Regions from separate parts of the Homo sapiens genome. Here region 1 is linked to region 2. Evidence: chromatin loops called from intact Hi-C (ENCODE). Cell type or tissue: Caco-2. All regions are shown on one strand. Each heading gives the region's core, and the rest is flanking DNA. Links, peaks and the distances in the headings are about the cores only. Region 1 holds the start of LOC105377115 (a long non-coding RNA gene). Region 2 overlaps FHIT (fragile histidine triad diadenosine triphosphatase).

Region 1 (11,092 bases), core at 1,351-9,350, 540 kb before region 2:
AGAAAAAACTTTTCCTCTACCTTCTGAGATTCATTACCCGTGGGCGTGTGAGTTAAACTGACAAAAGACAGAATAACAGAAGAAAGAAGAGTTTATTCATATGCACACATGATCTTAAAAAAGAAGTAGCTGGATAAATGATTAATGGTTAAGGTTAGAGATTTACAGATCTAACTTAGTAGGGAAAAGGGAGGAGGGAGAAAAGGCCTCTATGGGAGGACCAGATGAAGGTCTTTAGGAAAGACAAATGGATTTCTAGAAAAATAAATGCGAGAGAAGAAAGTTTGTAGTATACTTGTTTATGCAAGTTTGAGTGGTCTTTTCATTTTCTTCATTGTCATAAAACTCCCTCAAGAAGGGATTTGTCATAGGTTTACTCTTGGTCTCCTTCCTGGGAGTAAAAGCTGCCCTGAAGAGGGAATTTATGGCAGCCTCATTTCCCAGGAGTCTGTGCTTTTAGTCAGATAAGGGAAGCCCCAAGAAGGCTTCTTTCTGCATCTGTTGAATCTCAAATGTCTTCAACTTAAAACAATCTGTATACCAACTCTGGGGTTCAAAGCGGATCTTCACATTATTTTTAAGCTTGATGGCTCATTATTTATGAACATATTGCATTAAAACACTATATGTTTTGTGACTTAGGTTTTGGCACCTCCTTGAATTTTGCCCCAGAGGTAAGCATCTTGCTTGCCTCATCCTAGTCCCGGTATTTCCCTGCTTGTCAGCAGCCTTTTAGAAGAAAGCTTCATATGTTGAATGAGGGTATTGATTAACCAACTACTGTCCTCTGTGGTTGAGGGTTCCCCCTGGAGGCATTAAATTCCTGGCATTTTTGAAGAAGAGAAAGAGAGAGGCTGGGTATATGAGGTTGGAAGCATGCATGGGCACTGTGCACTCAGCTGAGGGGGTCCAAGAGGATATGGAGTGAGGAGACACCAAGGGGCCAAGATCTGGATGCACTGTTTCATCGAATCTTTCCAGTAATGCCAGGTGCTCATCAGAGTCAGGGCTAGAGTGAGGTAGGTGAGCACCAAAAGACTCAGTCATGGAGATAAATAATATTTTCACACAACACTTTAAAAACTCAAAATTAATCCAAAAACGATTAATGCTAAACAAAATGTCAACATTTTAACTAAAGACAGGATCCAACCTTGTACTTGCATGACTCTACTTCATTTGCATCACCCTAAAACTGGCCCTGGCTCCAGTGAAGCTTTCTTTATGAAAATAGATTGCTGTAGATGACCAATTTGACTTTAAAAGAAATATTGCATGACAATATTATTAATCTTGACTACTGAGTTTTTGGCACTCTCGTATATTTTGCTACTGAGGCAAGTGCCCCACTTGCCTCACCCTAGCCCTGGCCCTGGCCTTAGTATTATCTCTATCTTCCAGACAAAGAAGCTGAGTCTGAGACACATGAGGCAGATTGCTGTAAATCACATAGGTGACCCCAGACACTCCAGAGTGAATGACATCAACCACCAATGTGGACCTCTCTCCCAGTCACTGGCCTTTTAGTGGCTATGTCAAGAAAATGTGTGCATTAGTTAGAACTCTCCAGAGAAACAGAACTAATAGGATAAAGGTAGGTAGGTTGGTAGATAGATAAATGAGAGGGCATTTATTAGGGGAATTGGCTCACATGATTATGAAGACTGAGAAGTCCCACGATATGCTGTCTGCACACTGGAAAGCCAGGGAAGCCAGTAGTGTGGCTCAGCAGATGGTGTAATTCTGAGTCCAAGGCTGAAAGGCCTGAGAATCTGGGGGGCCGCTGATGTCAGTCCCAGACTCCAAAGACCCAAGAATCTGGAGTTCTGAGGTACAAGGGCAAGAGAAGAAGGGTGTCTTAGTGAGAGAGAGAGAGGGAGTGCACTCCAGTTCACCTTTCCTTTGCTTTTTTGTTCTATACAAGCCCCTCAACACTGGATAGTGCCCACCCACATTGGATGAAAGTGGTTCTTATTTATTCAGTCCACTGATTTAAATGCCAGTCTCTTCTGGAAACACCGTCACAGACATGGCCTAAAATAATGCTTTATCAGCTATCAGGGTATTCCCTAACCCATCAAGTTGACACCTGAAATTAACCATCAGAGTGTAGAAGTGATACAGAGTTCCCCACCTCTGCCCACCCTCCTAAGCTTTCACCTAGTTCGAGTACAATTGTGAGAACTAGGCATATAGCTTTGCAGGAAAAAGTACAGCAGAGTTAAATTGATGAAGAAGTTCTAATCCCTGGCTGCTTTTCATGCTACAAGTAGATGCAGCAAACTGAAAACTTGCCAATTATCTGAAGGTCTATTGAGATGTTGCAGCTGCATGTGTTTATTTCATAACTGTAGAGTACAACTTGGGAGTGTGTGTGCTGTAAAAAGAGAAGTTGGACATTTTATAATTTTTCAATATCTAATAATTGCACATGAATGTACCTGATTTTCCATTAGCTAAATGGGGTTGCCAAGAAGAACTAATGAATATTGAATGGTTGATTTCTGTCACTTTTTAAAGGTGGGACTGGACATGAAATTATTTCTTTTAATACAGAGACAAAGACAAGTGACTTTAGAATTTAATGAAAGGTGCCAGATTGGAAAGCTCGCTGGTACAGCCTTGCTTCCTCTCCACATGCACTTACAGAAGGTTCTCAATATGGGTTTTACTGACTAATTGATAGCTTAACTGATGACCTGTTAGACACAAAGCTTTAGGATACAAAGCAGGTAAATTATACAGGTTGGCACCAAAGCACCTTATAACATACCCAGCTCTTTCGTTTTGGGTCCTCACAAATGGTAAAAGTGTGAGCTGGGTGTTTTCCTAGTGAAAACGTCATTGATGCACTGTGAAATTCCGATAGTCTTGGAGAGAAGTATTCTGAAATTTCTGGTTTGGCTGTTTTCATGGTAAGACTTAAATATCGGTGTTCACCAACTCTCTTCTTCATTATTGACCATGCCATGCTTTTGTTTTCCTGAAGATGGATTTCTTCCTTAAAATGCATGCAGTGACATTTTTATGTTACCTATACAGACAGGCATTTATTTGCTCCTTTACTTAAAATGATTCTAGAGGCACAGAAGACAATGGGTTTGACACATCTCTACTGGCGATCCCAAGGTGGACAGATGTCCACTGATGACCACAGGTTGAGTTTAAGACCTAGCTTCTTAAAAATGGGACAGCCTACAGTCATTATCTATTGAGTTTCTAAAATTAATTTGAAATGTTGGCTATTAAAGGGACAGAGAATAAATGACTCCTAATGCATTTTAGAGCATAAAATTAGAATGGTGTTGCTTGATTGACAGCAGTCTAATGTTACTAGCAATTATCTGGTTAAAAAAGGGAGGGGGGCATGTTTCTTCGAAGGCACAATCTTCATTTTTGTACTTGGTAAATTATTAACCATTCTATTAGAAAAATAATGAGCTGCAGATTAAATGGCAAAGGCACAGTTAAGGAAAAAATGCCTTTTGATAATTTTGACCTTGGAAATGTGATGGGTTTGGATTAGAAATAGACTAGTTGGTTCCTCATCTTAGGCCTTTTTATTGCAACATAAGGTAGGCCTGGCTGTAAACTCAATACAAGAACAGTAAGTCTATTCTATTGCCTAGAATAAAGGACATTATAAATATACGGGAAATGTCAGAATAAATTTAAGTACCTTCGAGAAGCATCTGCTAAAGGGCTACTGTGGGTAAAATACTGTGCTATGACCTTGAGAACAAAAAGAATATAAGAGCTGGTCATTGCCAATGATGAGTTTACTGTGTGGCTGGGGAAATAAACACAAGTATGTGAATAAGTGCAGTTCTCATGGCTGTAATCCATATGGGTCAAATGAAGTGCTACATTGTATATTAAAGATATTATAATTTGGTAATAATGGTATTTTTAAGGGTATGAATTATGATGATTATTAGTTAAAGGAGTTTAAATGAAAGGAGTAATTGTAGCCAATTAAGAAATATGATAGGAGTGCTTGCAATGAGTACGGCATGTGCTAGCTATTGTTGGAGGGGCAGATGGAGGATACAAAAGTTCTTGCCCCAGTTAGTTTGCAATCTACTATCTTCTGGCAACTCTGTCTCCACCCTCTTTTCAGCTATTTTTTTTTCTCTTGTCATTAAATATTGGAGTTTCTCGAGATTCAGTCCAGAGCCATCTCCTTTTCTGAGTCTTTACTTTCTCCATCTGGAAAATCTCATCCATTCCCATGGCTTCAATAAACAGATGTTTCACAAATTTGCACTTTCAGCCCAGATAGCTCCTCTAGCTCCAGAACTATACACCCAACTGCCTCATTGACATTGCTTCTTGAATGTCTCAAAGGATTAAACACACACACACACACACACACACACACACACACACACACACACACACATGTGCATGCACAAAACTGGGATTGTGATTTAATTTCCTTCCCCTCTTAGTCTCTTTCCAAAGTTTCCTAGCTCAGAAAATCGTCCTAACAATTAGTTGACTGATTCAAGGCAGATGCAAGCCAGAAAAATGGAAGTCATTTCCGATGCTGCCATCCTTCTCACCGTGCTATCCACTTCACTGTTAAGGCCTGGAAGCTTAACCTCCTAAATATCTGGCATAGGTGACCACTTCTCTCCATTGTACACCAGTCTGTGTCCTTTGTTATGTAAGTCCCTTTGTACTTACTCTCATGAGATCACATTTCTTCCCCTTATTGCCCCTACTTGGTTGTTAGGTAGTTGCATCAGGCACAGCTAGTTGCCTGCTCATCATACATCCCCACCTTTTCCTGTAATAACCAAATCTGAATTTTGCTCCAGTATCTGCTCCTTCCTGCACGACTCAGGGGCGGATCACCTTATTTCCATCTCCTTGTAAATCCCATTGACAATGATTGGTTAAGAGGTGGGCACATAACCCACTTTGGGCCAATGAAACAAAAGGGAATACGTGCTAGGTGACTTTAGAGATGCTATTTCTTGCTGTTAAGAAGAGGATTTAGGCCGGGCGCGGTGGCTCACGCCTGTAATCCCAGCACTGTGGGAGGCCGAGGCGGGGGGATCACGAGGTTAGGAGATCGAGACTATCCTGGCTAACACGGTGAAACCCCGTCTCTACTAAAAAAAAAAAAAAAAAAAAAAAAAAATTAGCCGGACGTGCTGGCGCGCGCCTGTAGTCCCAGCTACTCGGTAGGCTGAGGCGGGAGAATGGCGTGAACCCGGGAGGCGGAGCTTGCAGTGAGCCGAGATCGCGCCACTGCACTCCAGCCTGGGCGACAGTGCGAGACTCGGAAAAAGAAGAGGATTCAGAAGGCAACAGTCCATTTCTGCGTCTGCTGACCAGGATGAGCTGCTTGGAACAGCTGCAGTCATGCTGATGCCAGCCTGAAGATGGAGCCCACAGAAAGAGGAGGGCAGCTCTGAGACACCAGCAAGCAGGTGGAGTCACCTTACCACCAAATTTTCCTCGAGAGGTGGCAAATGTTCATATTGTTTTTGCCAATTTCAGGTGAAGCTTTTCTATTACTTAAAGCGGGAGTTATCTCACTGGACACCAACAATTTCATTCTCAACTGAATGATTATTTGAATAATAATTAAAAAAACAGTCTCTCAACTAGACTATATCTATGTCTACTTTGCTTGTAGTTGGATTCTCTGTTCGGAGGACCATGTCTGCATTTAGCAGGAATTCAGGGAATATTTGATGGATGAATGAATGTCCTAGCCATGGAAATAGTAATGAACATGATAACAAGAAAAGTCATGATACTAGATGATGTTTGATGATTGCCAGTGACTGGTAAGGATGTAAGTTTAGAAGGAAATTGGAAGAGGAATAAACCAGAGTGGTCTGCGTGGCTGCAGTGATCTTCACAGAGGAGATAAAAGTGGAGGTGATCTTTAAGCACTGGCTGGATTTGGACAGACAGACAGAAATGGTGGCAGTGGGGAAAGAATACATCAGGAAGGGATCTAAGGGCAAGAAATTGAGCATATTTTTGTCAGTGCCTCAGGTTGAAATTGGAAAGGATGACAGATGTCCTTGAAAGCTACATATCAGTGTGTACCTGTCCTGACAGAAATGGAAAACCCTTAAAGATTGTTGAGCAGGAGTGTGACCTGACCTTCTGTATCTAGCTGGTATTTAACTCCTGGGTCAGGGTGGCCTTCACTGTAAAATCTCCAATTATTAGAGAAAGAGAAGGGCCCTGTCTGTGTCCATGATTGTACAATTATACATACAATGGGAAATGTAATTAAAAAAAAACCCCTTTCATTTTAAGCTTTTAAAAGCATATCTCCCTAGTTGAAATTGAAAGAATAATTGCAGACATGGTGTCTTACCTATGGGCAGATTCCATAGTCATTCATTTTCAAATATCTGATGTCAGTAATTTAAATGAGACTTCCAGAACATTATTCCTCTGTGTTACAATGTCGGCCACTCAATAATTTTAAATTGATTCATTGCTATACCTAATGGAAAAAATTATTTTAAGTACTCTACCCATTTTCCCTGAGGGGAAATGCCTGGGGAGCCTACTGTTCAATAGTTCTCTTGATGTCATGACTTTATTTTAGTGCCTCTTCAATAAGTTTTTAAGGGATTTGGAGTAGAGCTTTAAACATCTTCTAATACTAACTGGGGAAACCCATTATTTTGGAAAGTAAAATTACTTGTGTCTTAAAAACATAAATTTTACAGTTAAACTTAAAAAAGATTGATTTGAAGTACAGTTGACCCTCAGACAACACGGGTTTGAACTGCACGGGTCCACTTATACATGAATTTTCTTCTACCTCTGTTACCCCTGAGATAGCAAGACCAGCCCCTCCCCTCCATCCTCCTCTCCAGCCTCAATGTGAAGACAATGAGATGAAGACCTTTATGATGATCCACTTTGACTTAATGAATAGTAAGTAGGTTTTCTCTTCTGTAAGATTTTCTTAATAACATTTTCTTTTTTCTAGTTTATTTTATTGTAAGAATACATTATATAACATATATAATGTGTATTCATGCTTTATGTTACTGGTAAGGCTTCTGGTCAACAGTAGGACATTAGTAGTTAAGTTTTGGAGGAATCAAAAGTTATAAGTGGATGTTTGACTGTGCAGGAGTCTGCGCTCCTAACCCCCATGTTGTTCAAGGGTCAACTGTAGTTATAAATGCTTGCTCTTTTTTTTTTTTTTTTTTTTTTTGCCAGTTTCAGGACTTTTAAATATTTGTAATTTGGTACATACTGCCTTAGAAAAACTTGTATGTGTGAATATGATTGTATTCCTAGCCATACTTACCTAAAAATAGTTCAACATATAGAAACAATTTTATTTTATATATTTTTAATAAGTATGTAGTTATTTTGTGTATAGAAACTTATTAAATCTCCTAAGGATTACTCAGTCCTTTATTAGTTTGACTTCTGTAGTTGCAAGTAACAGAATGGGATTTGGCTAACTTAAGCAAAAAAAAAAAAAAAGTGAGGGGGCAGGAGAGGGTCTCAGAATCCAAGGAAAAAGCTGAGGCCTCAGGAAGGGCAAGAAGGGTTATAGAAGGACAAGAAGGGGGTTCAGGGAATGTTGGTGACAGACAATAGTGAGGTCTCCTAAGGACACTGCCATAGTGGTAAAGTAGCTTCATTGCTTTCCGTCTGTTAGTTTTTGGGCACATGATTTAAGTTCCAGGGAGAGAGAAAGGATGATACGATTATAATTAGCCTAGCTTGGGTCTCCTGCCTATTTCTTTCTAAACCAAGGATGCAGCCAGTGCAGTGTAGACCCTGCAGAAAGGGTCTTCCCCAAGGCCAATGCAGAGTGCTCTTTCCGTAGAAATGAGGCCGCCTGTGGATGCAGCCCAGGCAAAAAAGCCAGATGTCACTTACAGCATTGCTCACCTGGACTCTTAGGTGCCATTTCTTTCCAAACTTGTTCTTTCAAATTCAGCCTCCAAACTGGCTGCCAGAGTGATCCTTATAAAACCTCAAATTGACTCTCACCCTTCCTGACTTAACACTTGTCAGTGACTCTTTAAGGACCCAGTGATTTTTTTTTTTTTTTAAATTTTGGTGTCACTTCTCACCTTTCTCAGCCTGAACCTCCAGCCTCTAAAACTGCTTAGAGCATCTCCCATCTCTGCTCTGCACTGCTCTCCCCGCCGCTTGGGGTTAGAGCTTACACTTTCTGGGTTCCTGCTGTGTGTTTGTCCATCGCTGTATTTTCCATACCAGGTTATAATGATCTACTGAAGGGCCTGTTTCATGCAGGAGAATTATATCTCACTCATTTTTGTGTCTCTAGACATTACACACCACCTGCCTTTATTATTTACATTTTGCTCAATAAATTTTTTCTTAATGAGTAATTTAATGAATGCAATGTGTTTATCCTTGATGTTCCTTTACAGATAACTATGGCAAAACCTGATGTCTATAATAACTCATCTTTTGGGAAGCTAACTAGCTTCCAACAATGTGTTATTGTTCATCCAAATTCCTTAAAGGAATTCCTCACTTGGGAGCCTATTTCTGCTGTGAAAAAACAAAAAACAAAAAACAAAAAAAAAACCCAGTTTATGTTTTCCCAGGCTTATTTTTTATGTTTCCTTGCTATTTCAGAAGTATAGAGATGAAGATGTACATTTTCATAGAGAGGGAAATATTGCTAGGTACTTTTATTTCTTTTTTTAACTTTTATTTTAGGATCAGAGGTACATGTGCAGGTTTGTTATATAGGTAAACCAGTGTCATGAGGGTTTGTTATACAGATTATTTTGTCACCTGAGTACTAAACTTAGTACCCGATAGTTATTTTTTCTGATCCTCTCCCTCCACCCACTCTCCACTCTCAAGTAGACCTCCGTGTCTGTTGTTCCCCTTTTTGTGTCCATGCGGCCTCATCATTTAGCTCCCACTTGTAAGTGAGAACATGTGGTATTTGGTTTTCTGTTCCTGCGTTAGTTTGCTAAGGATGATGGCCTCTGGCTCCATCCATGTTCCTGCAAAGGACACGATCTCATTCTTTTTATGGCTGCATAGTATTCCATGGTATATGTGTACCACATTTTCTTTATCCAGTCTACCATTGATGGGCATTTAGGTTTATTCCATATCTTTACTATAGTGAATAGTGCTGCAATTAACATAACATGTGCATATGTCTTTATGGTAGAATGGCTTATATTCCTTTGGTTATATACCCAGTAATGGGATTGCTGGTTCGAATGGTATTTCTGTTTTTACCTCTTTGAAGAATGGCCACACTGCTTTCATTAGGTACTTCTCTAAAGCAGAAATGGGAAAATCATAAGGTGACTTGGAATAACTGCCATTACTACATGTAGTATTCAGCTCTCTCAGTACCAGTAATTTCGTATTGCTCCTCTTCTAGAATATTTACCTCCCTGCCTTCTTTTTCTACTAGCAGCACATTGGAAGCTCTCATGAATTTGTTGTAGACTATCACCCCAAATCCTCTTAAGCCTTTTTGCTTTTTAGAAGAATTCTCAGTTTATGTCTGTGCCTCGTAGTATTTTTCCCAAAGTGTATTGTTTTATGTTCTTGTAAATTGAACTCATCACATTTAAACTGGTGTGCCTCTCCAAGGTCTCTGGATTATTCTGTACTGTTGATCTATTTTTCACTGTTTATGATTTTTTGCAAATAAGAATAATGTACAATTTATTTTGTGCTTCAGACCATTAATAAGGATATTAAATAGCATGTGCTTCAGATTTTGCCTTCTGGCATCCTGCTTTTCCCAATTTGATTCTGGCCTGTTAACAGTTATTTTTTATTCTGTCAGGGTTTTTTTGCGGGGTGGGGGGGTTCTTTTTAAAATATTGTTGTAATATTTTTTAACAGAAAGTAGCTTGTAACTTTTCTCCATTTCAGCACCAAGAAGCAAATAACCCAGATAAGTTATGTCAAAAGATCCTTTTATTTTCCCCTGGAATATATGTTTTCTGGGGGAGTGTTAGTTGAATGTTATAATATTTATTGAGACTATACCATCAACCACTTATATAGCTCTTGCTATTCTCCAGAACTATTCTGGGTATTATGCATGGAATAGCTCATTTAATGTTCACAACAACCCAATGAAGTAGGTCTAATCATTTCCTTCATCTTGCCAATTAGGAAACTGAGGCACAAATGAACCAGATAAATTGCTTAAGTCATACAGCTAGTAAGTGTCAGAGCCAGGACTCAAACTCAGGCTGTTTGGCTTTGGAATCTGAGCTCTTAACCATCACACTAGGTTGGATTCAACCAAGGCATCCTTAAGTGAGAGATACTAGAATGAACCAGAAATGGGTTCTATCCCCTAGATGTTTGCGACAGAACACAAGATTTGCAAATAAGCAACCTATGTCTCCCTTGTCCTTCCCTTTACTTATCTCTCCAGTCAATCTGCAATAACTTTAACCTTCGTCCTATTTCTTCTCCTCATCTTCATTACTACAACTTTGGTTCAGGACATAATTGTCACATGCTGGGATTTCTACAACAATCTCCTCAACTGATATTCCTGATTCCATCTTGGGGCCCCTAAAGCTCATTCTCCACAATGTAGATCAACTTACTTTATAAAAATACAAAAATGATCTTATATCTTCCTTGCCTAAAGCCCTCACAAAATGTAGGGCTCGAGGGTGAGGAAAAGGTAAGTTTCCTCAAGGAAAATAAGGGTTCAGTTTCCAGAATAAGAGGGAGTGGATGCTGGTCAAAAAAACACAGTGAATGCCCATCTTATATCAACCATTTGGAGGGTATGGGGCATGCAGTTGATATCATACAGGGCTCTTTATTTAAATGCCTCCAATTACTAAAACTAATTTATAATTTTGATTAAATTTCTTCTTTTGAATAATTTTGAATAATTGCTTATAAGCAATAACTTGAATTTCACCTGATATATAGAGAAAGTGATCTAGAACGAGGTTAGGTGATTGAAAATCATTAAAATGTCTGTAAGGAAGAAATTTGAATTTTCTTTGCAGCAGAACATCACATTATTCATATAGAATATTACAACTCAGGAAAGAGTTTTAAAATCACTCCTTAGATGAGGTACAGGTATGGCTCCCCT
Region 2 (11,092 bases), core at 2,175-10,174:
TCATTTGGAATGTAAATAGAAACCATGTGTCACATTATTGAAATGTGACCAGAACAGTGTCTGTCTTAAAATTTTGCTCATGAAGAGCAACATAAAAAAAGAAATAATTTTTTATCTGTTGCTCTCTCTGAGACATGCATGTGCTCATACGCACGTTCACTCATACATCTGTAACACCCCATTCTGTCTCTATGTTATCTTGTATTCATTTCATATTCCTTTCTCAATATCACTGTGAAACCACTTTGTTGTATAATTTCCATGTAGCTCTTTTGGAATTTTTGCAATTCTAATTCTTGCTGGTTATTGCATTACAAAAGAGTGGCAGGAAAGTGTATTTGCATGCAGGACATTTTAAATTTTAATGTCAAAGGTCATTAGTCTTTCCCCCCTCCCCCTTCTTCTGGTTATATCTAGGAGCTGGGCTTTTACATACTGGGGATAATTTATAAGAAAGCTATTAAAAGTAAGGCTTCAGATTTATTTTTCACATTCTCGGAGCCCAACAGGCTAAATGAGAAAGAGTCTAAAATAAAGATCATTTCCATATATTTGAATGTTGTTTTGTTGGTTGTGCCACTCAGGTCTATTGGGGACAGTGGGGTACCACATGGGAAGGATCACGGGCAAAGGATCATTCCTAGCAACTGCCACGTACATTCTCCCTACCCAGAATAGAATGAAGATCTCTTATGGTAGCTTAAGAACACTACCAAATGCAACATTTGGAATTTCTTCATAATTTCAAGTTGCCATGTCTTCTTTATTTTCCTTACATGAATATCTTATTTTTTCCTTTCTAGCTTAGGAAGGAGAAATTTGCTGGGCATTACTTTTTCTTTTCTGACTCCTCATGGGCTAAGTAGAGAAACTTTTCGTTTTAAGCTGACGGGAGCAGGAAAAATGAAAATTAATATCTTTCATTAATATTAGTAGGATTTGTGGATTCATATGAAAGGCAGTTTAAAGCCCAACACACTGCTCAGCAATCCTACTGCAGGACCCTACTCCACCCACTTGCCCTGGATGACTATTTCCCACCCTTTTCTCAGATCTCCAATAGCTTCTCTCTGCTGGTCCTGCTATGTGTATGCCCTTACTTCCTGTTTTACTGAGCAAAGCTCAGTCAGGAGGAAACCTCCACATGCTCTCACTAGCCTACCTGCTCCTAGACCATGTGCTCTCTGAACTGTTCTGCTTCCACCCTCGGCCTTCATGGTGCCGTGAACCTCAACACATGCCTACAAAAACACTTGGCTTCCGCAATTATCTGTTCTCTCCTGCATCATTTGGGTTCCTCTCCCTACTAGACAATTCTGAGAGGATATGAAGATGCTGTAGTGTCTCTAAACTAAAGAGATGAAAGAACGAAAGGAGAGAGAAAAAGAACAAAGGAAGGAAAGAGAGAAATGGAAAGAAAGAGAAAGAGATAAAGAAAAGAAATAAAGAGAGTAAGAGAGGGAGAAAAGAAAGAAAGATAAAGGAAGGAAGAAAGAAAAGAAGGGAGAAAGGCAAGCAGGAAGGAAGGAAAAAAGGAAAGCAGGAAGGAAGGAAGGGAAAAGAAAAAAAGAAAGAAGCCTGCATAATTCATTCCAGCTCCCACGTTTCTCTGCTTCCCATTTACAGCAAAGAACATCAGAGGAGTTGCCTGCACATGTTCTCTCCATCCCACTTTCATCCCCACCGCTTCTCAGAATGCACTTGTCTGGGTCATCCATGGCCCCTTGGTTGCCAAATCCATTTTTCTACTCAGTTCTATTCTTACTTGATCTATCAGCAGTACATGATACAGTTGATCACTTCCTCCTTCGTGACATACTTTTTTTTCAGTTGGCTTTGGGGACACCACACCCTCTTGGTTTCCCACTTAACCACACTGGCCTTTTTGGTCTCCTTGCTGGTCATCATCCTCTTTCTGATCTGTCAATCTGTAATGACTCAGGGCTCCATCCTTAAAAACTTGTCTCTTAATGCTCTCCTCACTTCCTAGAAAATCTCATCCACTGTCAAGGTTAAATACTGATGTTTTCGAAATCTCTATCTCTAGCTTAGACCTCTTCTTTCAACTCTAGACTTCGGTTACACATCCCATGCCTACTCATGTTCCCTTGGATATTTAAATGGCATATCAAATATAAATGCTACAACCCTGGTCTAAGTCACCATCTTTGCTCTAGACTTTTGCGTAAGTGTTCTCTATTTCTATCCTTGCCACCTTATTTGCAACACAGTAGCCAGAATGAGCCCCTTGAACCTAAATCAATTCCTATCACTGTTCTACTCAAAACCATAAAAACTTATTGTCTCAAAATAGAAGCCAAAGTTCTTGAGGCTATTCATCTTGTCCCTGCCGTCTCCCTGATTGCATAGGCTGCCAATGTCCTCCTTACTTCCTCTGCTACAGTGGCACTGGCCTTCTACTGGTACTCAAAAGTGCCACCCACACCTCGTCATCTCATGATTTCCGCCCCCAGAACACACTTGCCCTGGACATCGCCGTAGCTTGCTTCATCTTTTCCTTTAGATCTCTGCTCAGATTATCACCTTTTAAGAAAGGCCTACTCTGTCTTTTATAAATCAGCAGTCCTCTTGCTGATCTCCCACTCTCTATTCCTGTTAACCATTTCTTATAAGCACATAAGATATCATTGAGTTGTTTATTTTCTGATTCTCCCCCAGAATGTAAGCTCCAAGAGAGTAGGCATTTTGTTTTGGTCTCTGCTCTATGTCTAGTTCATAAAATAGTGCCTTGCAAGTAGTAGGCACTCAATAAACATTGATTGAATAAATGAAACATGGAATGAGAAATGTACATCTAAATTTTTAAGCGACAGCTCTAACAATTGGCCTGAAATCAAATACTGATGACCACTAATGCTTATTTTATTTTCTGAATCCGCACGCCCATGATTTTGGCATTTTACCTCTTTGGTGAATTTGTTGCTTCTCCTAAAAAGGTAAAAGGGTGTAAGATTTCCTTGATAACCTTTTGAGTTATATGAACTCAAGCTAAACAGAATGTTACTCAAGGATCACAGTAACTGAACGTGTCAAAATAGTATCTTGCTTCTCTCTTCCTGTATCAGTCAGCCCCACAGGAAACAGATGGCATCCATACATTGGGTAATTTGACTAGAGTTTAACAAAGGTAGCATTTTCAAACTACAAGACAGAGTGCAGTACCTTGGGGCTAGCTGCAGCGTTTTCTGATGCTACTCAACTCCTGAAGGGTAAAGGGGAGGAAAGAGGCATAGGAGAGGGAAGGTTATTGGGACCTGAGGGAGAGCTGTGTGACAGGCCCCTTGGCAGAGGCCACCTGAAGGACCAGCAGCCCTGGGTGGTGGGATACAACCAACCTGTGAGAAACTCTGCTTGGAGGTGACAGGGTGCTGAGGGACTAATATCCTAAGTTCTTTCTCCTCCCTTCTGATCTCTGGCTGGGGTTTCCCATTGACCAAACTAACTGGAAGCTAGAGAGCCCTGGGCCGTAGTCCATGTAAGCCAGCCTCTGAGGCAGGCAACAGGCGAGGAAAGGGTGGAGGGCAGATCCAGAGGGTAATGGCAGGCATCCAGCAGGACGTCCAAGTGCTATCTTCCAAACTCTAGACTAGTCTTCCACTTCTATGCGAGTGTCGTGTCATCCATTCTTCACATGGCAGCCAAAATAAAACCACCAATCTGTTCATGTTGTTCCCTTGTTGAAGACTGAATCATTCAACAGCTTTCTCTTGTGCTTACAATTAATTCCAAACGCACTCTAGTGGTATACCAGACCCATGAGGGGCTGGCTGGTTTCTACTCACCTCTTCCCTGAAGCTTATACTACACATGTCCACCCTGGTCACTGCACCAACTCAAGGGGCTGCCACTTCCCAGGAAGAGCTAAGTTCAGTGTCCTCACCGGCTCTTAGCATACTCTTATCTCTCTGCCTGCAGCACCCTTTCTTCAACCCTCGACATGCTTGACTCATTTAGACACAATCACCTAAGGAGGCCCTTCCTGTCCTCTTTGCCTAAAGGAAGTTTTCCATTCATTCTCTATCAGAAAATATTTCCTTCACAGCATTTATCACAAACCATAAATGGCTTCTCTTTCTTTCTCTGTTGCCATTGCTTTGTTCAATCTGAACTGTAAACAAAACAAAGTCAGTTGCTTCTTGTTCACTCTCTGATCTTCAGAATTCAGAACAATGTCTGGCCCAGGTGGTTTCTCAATAAATATTGGGTGATTGAGTAAAGGAACATTATTTTCAATGAAAATATCTTCCCATTTATGCAATAGTGAAAAAATAGCTTACTTGAAGTTTATCTCCAATGTATCTAAATTTCTATCTCTTTAGTATTTGGGAGATCTCAAATATATTAATAACACATACTTGAATAAAATATACTTACTAATGACAGAGTTGATTTTCTACAGCTCTGGCTGATTTTTTTTTGCTGTTGTTTGTTTGTTTTGTTTTTGTTTTTCTTTTTTTGTGGTTGGTCTTGTATGCCTTTAACAAAAATTAAGCTAACAAATGAACAATGCCCTTTCCCCAGTCCATAGTTTCACAGCAGAGCTAATTACATGCAGCTGACTTTTTGGGTGACTTATTGGAAGTTAGTGCTGTGTGGTCACAAGGTTTGTGCTATACAGACAAAAAGACCTGGCCAAACTCCAGTTAAGCCACTAATTGGCTGGGTAAGACTGTGACAAGTTATTCAGCTTTTCTGTTCCACATTTTCTTCCTCTATAAAAGCAAGGATAATGCGGCCTAATTCCTAGAGTTGTTTTAGGATCACAGGTGATAACATAGATCTTCTCTTTCCTCTGTGTCTTTCACTTTCTTTAGTGACAGACATCTGCTCAAATCCTCCTTTTTTCCTCTCCGGCTGCTTCTTCATCAATACCGTCTCCCCAACCCATTTTATTAGTCTTTGAATCTCATGTCCATATTCTGAGAATCTTGCTGGAAGGCTTTCCTGTCCACACTTCCTTTATAATGTTGAATTTGCTCTCTGGTGGAAGCAGCCTGGAGCTTGATCATGCCCATGACGAATTGCAGACTCATCAGGCTTTTCGTTTGGCATCGTATTTGCCAGACAAATGTAGACAGCACTTTTGTGTGGTGAAGCACTTTGTTAGTACTTCGAGCTTCTAAGGGACAATGTGAGTTGGAAAAAAAAGGCATTGAAACCTTGTACAATACTCACCCCATTACACAAGAAAAACCAAATGAGTTTATCTGACAAAAAGGTGTGGGTATGTGTTTGATAGAAGAAGCCCAAGCCACAAGGTGCTCTCTCTACAGAGAATCAAGATGCATTGAAGTTTTTTGTCTTTTGTTTACTTCTTTTTAGTGAAATTTAACTAATACACTTTGAATGCATTCTCTGTGCCAGGTATTTTCTTTATTCTTTTAGATGAACTTGGAACGGTGAAGGTTACAAAGTAAAAATATTTAGGAGTAAGTGGCTTTTACAAGATTTGACCAAAGAACAGAATGCTTTGCTGACACTTTGGAAATGTAAGGGTGGTGTATGTTTAATCGGGAAATACTCAGTTTCTAATGCATGCAATGTTTGTCTGGAACCTTTTTCCTTAAATGATTCAAATCAGTTCCATTCAAACCTGTGTACTTAGCACTCTTGATAGGTACTGAATAAAACAAAGATACAGTCCCTCCTTGCTGGGACTTCAGAGTCTGGCTCATTGTTCCTTAACTTATTTAACCAATGTCTCTAAATTTCTAAATATAAATATCTCAGGCCCTCTTTACATGTTATTTGAAACTTTAAATAAGCTAAATTAAAGATAATTAAGTTAAAGCCCTGCTTTATTTTTGTTACCTATAACTTATACATTTATTTATGGCTCTCTGAAATACTGATGTGACTGATGATGTGAAATAGCAAACACTTGCTGATAAATGGCACAAGCTTGTCATTTATCAGTCAGCTTCATGTTTTGTAGAAACCAGAGGTTGCAAATTAGTGGTTCCATGGGTCCAATGCAGATCACAGAGTCATTGTCATCCTAAGTGAGCCAACATTTGAAGTTGAGATATTATCCATAGAATGCAGATTTTCGACTTATCTTAAAACATTGGAAGATCGGGTAGCTATGGGCCTGCATTCCCACCTGACAGCAATGGGATGGGACTGACTGGCTGCTGCCCCCTTCAGGGAGGACGTGTTCTCTTCTGTTGTCATGTCCTCATCACTCATCCAGTAAACACACATGCCTGAAAATTGGCCTGCAGCATGCAACTAACTTTCCTGACTGCTGGAAAACACTTGAGTTTGAGAGTCCTGGTAGATTCCAGGGAGAGGAGATTGGAGTATTTTCAGAATACAGAGTAGATGGACCTTGAGGTATTGGTAGGATTTATATACTTGAAGAAGTGCTGAGAGGAGGTCATGCCAGAAAGGAGAATAACTTTGATGCTGAATCCCACCAGGTTTTTCTCTAATAATATTTAAATTGCTGAAGGATGCAGATGATTTCCTTTTTTCTAATAAATGAAAGCATATTTAAGGTTAAGACTCTTACTCTCTTGCAACCTTGCAATCTAATATACTTTCTTGAGAGGAAGGAAAAATGGAGAAGTTATAGTTAGCAAGAGCTAGGAATGGGTATGACTAAGGTTCCAGCAATGGGACACTGTCAGGTTTATGAATTCTATGAATTCATCAGTTAAAATTGTGTGTGTGCCTATGAGTGTAGAAAGGGTAAATGTTGAAAACAACTGTGTTACGGCAGCAAAGATTCAGATTTGCCACAGAAAATAAGGCTGACATTACCACTGAGTATCTCCCAAAAGCTTCTCATCATAGTAGTTGAGCCAGTACTTTTTTTTTTTTGAGACAGAGTTTCACTCTTCTCACCCAGGCTGGAGTGCAGTGGCGCGATCTTAGCTCACCGCAACCTCTGCCTCCTGTGTTCAAGCCATTCTCCTGCTTCAGCCTCCCAAATAGCTGGGATTACAGGCATGTGCCACCACGCCCGGCTAATATAAAAAGAGTAAGAGATGATGAGTTTGACCAAGATACCTTTAAGAGTATGACTTCTGTCACCAAAGACACTCCATATCCTGCAGGATTTTTCTAAACCAGCCTCTACTCGTATGTGAGATTCCCCCTGTTGATATCACGCTTAAGATGATATCTCTGAAAAGCCACTATCAGGATAACATTGCATCAATGAGTAGTATCATCTTTACATTTAAGAGCTGGTTTTCATTTTTCAGGTTAACTGGCCTTTCACTAACAGGCAGGGGGCCGAGAAAGAGTGCAAAGTGGGTACAGTTTACTTTGTTTTGATATTATTGGAGAATATCAAATGAAGAAGTTTTCTTATCCTGGTAAGGCCAGATCCCTTGTATAGCTTGATGTTTCCTTGGTCTTCAGAAGACTACACCATAAGGATTTATTTTTGTTAAATTGAAAACAGATCTCCTCCCAAAGGAAAGGCCCTTTTATTGATCCTGACCTTTTCCTTTTGCTGGGAAAGGCTTGTTGAGTTGCCTTTTAAACAACCAGAAATCACTGCTTTTTTTTTTCCTTGTAATCTTTTATTTATCCTGTTCACAGGCCTTACATACTTAAAAATAAATTTCCTATGGAAATTGTAAAGCAGCCCTACTTAGTGAAGAGTTAAGGATAGAAAATCGTCTTAACAAATCACATGTATCATGTGTCAGAGGCAGGGCAGGCAGTTCAATACCTAATTGTCCCTGGCCTCACCCTCTTCAATTTTACTTTCTTCTTTTGTTTTCATCTGTATCTTGTGAGTTCCCACAAGAGGTACTTCAGAGTTTATTTTGTCTAGTAGTGTCATGAGAAAACTTAAAGCACTGACTTGGGATTATATTAGATTATTAGATGGAAGAATCAAGAAATTAATTTCCTTCAAGAGAAGAATGGCATGTCTGGCCAAACAGAATATTGCTTAATGTAATAGAACTCCCAAATGAAATTGGAGAGTGGATCGCTCCCTTACCTGGGGGATGTGAGATTATTGAATTCCAGATTTCTGTATAAATTAACATCCAAATGAGTGGATCCGCCCTCTGCTCTGCCAGCCATTTCTCTCCCTTTTTGTGATTGTTCTGGACATGAATGTTTCTGTTACCCGCCAGAGGGCTGCACATCTTCAGCCAGCTCTGCCAGAGAATAAAAGAATTAATGGATTGGAACCTAATCCATAACTCCCTAACTCCACAGCTTTATTTTTTTAATAGTTCATAAACTTCTTATTTTCCCCTTTAGCCTAGATTTCCTTTATGGTGAAGGAAAGGTTTGCCAGCCTTTGGATCTGCTTTATAAAAATGCTTTAAAAGACAATGCTGTGTTGTGTGAATGCCTGCAACTCACCTTCATGCAATATTCAAGAACTGTCCCAGAGTTTATGTCTGAATTTGTTCTGATGTAAGGAACCCTGGAGCCAACAACACAACTAGTTCCAGATGGGTTAAGTTTTGCATTCTTAAAGACTTAGTAGGCCAATAAATATTGCTTCTCTTAGGGCTGTCGAAAGTAATGTAATTGGGAGCACGACAGATGCCTAACGGGATACCTAGAGATCTCTATTTTGAAATTTCTAAAGTGACATAATACAGTTTGTATTTTTTTCAGAATAACTACATTAAATGTCTGTTTTTCAGAATGAAACTCTCTGTGGGATCTGTTTTGGCATCTTTCTCTTCTTCTGGGTGATAGAATTGGGAGATAAACCAGTGACTGATTTCTTAAAAAGTTAAGTTTTGAGAAACATATTTTATAGGACACACATGCCTTACACCAAGCGCTCCAACAGCAAACACTCATGATTGGATTTGGAAACAGCAGCATTTGCTGTCTGAAGGGGAAACCTACACAAGTGGAATGTATCCAGGGTTGTGGGTTCGAATTGTTCACAAAATAAAACGCAAAAAAGTAGCCATTGTTGAGAACTTGGAGAGGAGGTCTCACTTGGCACCCTTCACATGTCCTTTTCAATCAGAGAGGGACTGGCCAGCACCTACTGACCCCAGTCGCCTTCCAGTTTCCACTCCATGGCCCTGCTGCTGCACAGAAGCCTTAGTTTCATGAGCTCCCTGTGAAAAATCGAATGCACAATTGATTCTCCCCTTTCTGGAATTTCACGTGTTATCTGTTGGGAAATAAAAAATAAGTGCAAAAGCAAAGTATGTTGTGTAATTTGTGTAAGTTCTTCCTGAAGTATGCTTTCTTTTTGAGGTGACCTATTCATTCCTCTCCATGTGTTCCCCCACCCCCAGTGAAAACAACCTTTTATTTCCTGATTACTGATATGTGCCTTTGGGATAAACTAAAGAAGAGAGTAAGACTCACCTGAAATTTGAAGACTATGGAATACTAAAACTTTGCAAATTTCCCAACAAATGTCTCATTATGCGTGTACGTAGAAAAACACAAAATTTTATAAACATTTTACATAATATGTGTACTCTTCCACCTGCAGCTTTATAACCTAGTTTTTAAAACCAAATATCATCTTCCTATGTTGATAAATATACATCTACATCTTCCACTTAAAAGACTGCATAGTATTCTATTTTATAGGTGTACCACAACTTACTTAGCCTATCCCCTTTTGATGGGCATTTAGATTGTTTCTGGTTTTTTTATATTATAAAAAAACAATGAATAAGCATTCTCATCCATATACATTTATGAATTTCACAAGTTGTTTCCTTTGGATATAATCCTACGAATGAATTTTTTTTTCATAAAATACTACCATTAAAGATTTTGAGAAAGTTGCTACCCTGCCTTTCAGAGAGATACTGATTTCTACTTATCCCATCTGTGTATGAGCATCTCCAATTCCTTAAAATCTCACCAACAGTGGGTAGTATAAAGCTTTCTCAACCAAAAAGGGACAAAAATATTTGTTGTAATTTTTGTTTGAATTTCTTTGATTCATAGTGAGGTTGGACATTATGCCATCATTGGCATTCCTATTTCTTCTTTTGGAAATTATCTGTTCCTATCCTTTGCCCATATTTTGCTTTTTGGATTTTCCTTATTGCTTGCAATGGCTTTCTGTAAATACTGGATATATGTGATTCTCATAGAAGCATCTGGAAAGGATCTTGTAAAAAAAATATTTGAGAACAATGCAACATTAAAGTGAGAAAAATAATTTGGTGCTGTCTCACTCTAAGTATCCATTGAACACCTCTCTGTTCCTCAGTTTCCTCCTATATAAAATTAGAAAAGAGTAATCATCCATTTCTCAGATTTCTTCAGTTGTAATAAAGCCAGTAGTTATTAAAGTGAAGCATTTCACCCATGTTACTTCCACAGTAAACACTCTGGTGTCTTCTGTTGTTCTAACCACTCTCGACTTACCTGGTTGGTGAGAAAGGGTCCCACCCTAGGGTTAGAAAGATGACTGAACAACACTGGACCAGTGAGACAGCAGTTTGTTAGTCACATATACTCACAGCCCAGGGAGGAAGGACCCTGAGTGCCACACAGGTCCACGTGGGAGTTGCACTTGGGAACACAGTGAGCAATCAGGGGATGTGGGAAGAAGGCTTTAGTATTAAGAGGGGTGGGATTATCCCTGTTTCTATGGGAGGATGAAGTCGGCTTGTCTGAATAATTCTGCAGGCTGGCAGGAAACTGAAATCCACTACTCCGGAATAAGAGGAATAAGCAGGAACCATGCCTGGTTCACATGACAGGGAGGGTTGTTTGGCTGGGGGACTTTATTTGCAGGAGCAGAGCTGGGAGGTGTATTAGTCTGTTTTCACACTGCTGATAAAGATATATCGGAGACTGGGTGATTTACAAAAGAAAGAGGTTTATTGGACTTACTGTTCCACATGGCTGGAGAGACCTCATGATCATGGCTAAAGGCAAGGAGGAGCAAGTCACATCTTACATGGAGGGCAGCAGGCAAAGAGAGACCTTGTGCAGGGAAACTCCCATTTTAAAAACCATCAGATCTTGTGAGACTGATTCATGATCATGTGAACAGTGCAGGAAAGACTTGCTCCCATAATTCAATCACCTCCTGCTGGGTTCCTCCCACAACATGTGGGAATTGTGGGAGTTACAATTCAAGATAAGATTTGGG

The links. A loop is a pair of places that touch in the nucleus more often than their neighbours do. Peaks named below come from ENCODE experiments on the same cell type or tissue, not always from the same donor. Only the 100,000 strongest peaks of a DNase experiment are listed, where the experiment ranks them.
Region 1: it touches region 2 in a loop (4-fold over the local background); 2 of 110 quality-filtered maps call a loop at or near these places.

Annotation. Positions count from the first base shown.
Region 1 is chr3:61,289,224-61,300,315 of GRCh38, reverse strand. All of the region lies in intron 6 of LOC105377114 (a long non-coding RNA gene), which reads left to right. LOC105377115 (a long non-coding RNA gene) reads right to left here and starts at 1,826. Exons shown (of 3, transcript XR_001740726.2): 1 at 1,652-1,826. RefSeq lists a silencer at 647-941. In Caco-2, for the core only: no CTCF peak of the experiment used is centred there; a DNase peak (open chromatin) is centred at 5,385.
Region 2 is chr3:60,750,386-60,761,477 of GRCh38, reverse strand. The region is part of intron 4 of FHIT (fragile histidine triad diadenosine triphosphatase); the gene reads left to right. Among named protein-coding and RNA genes, the nearest start is that of MIR548BB, 140 kb to the right of the region's middle. In Caco-2, for the core only: CTCF peaks have their summits at 5,928 and 6,140 (motif pointing left); a DNase peak (open chromatin) is centred at 6,157.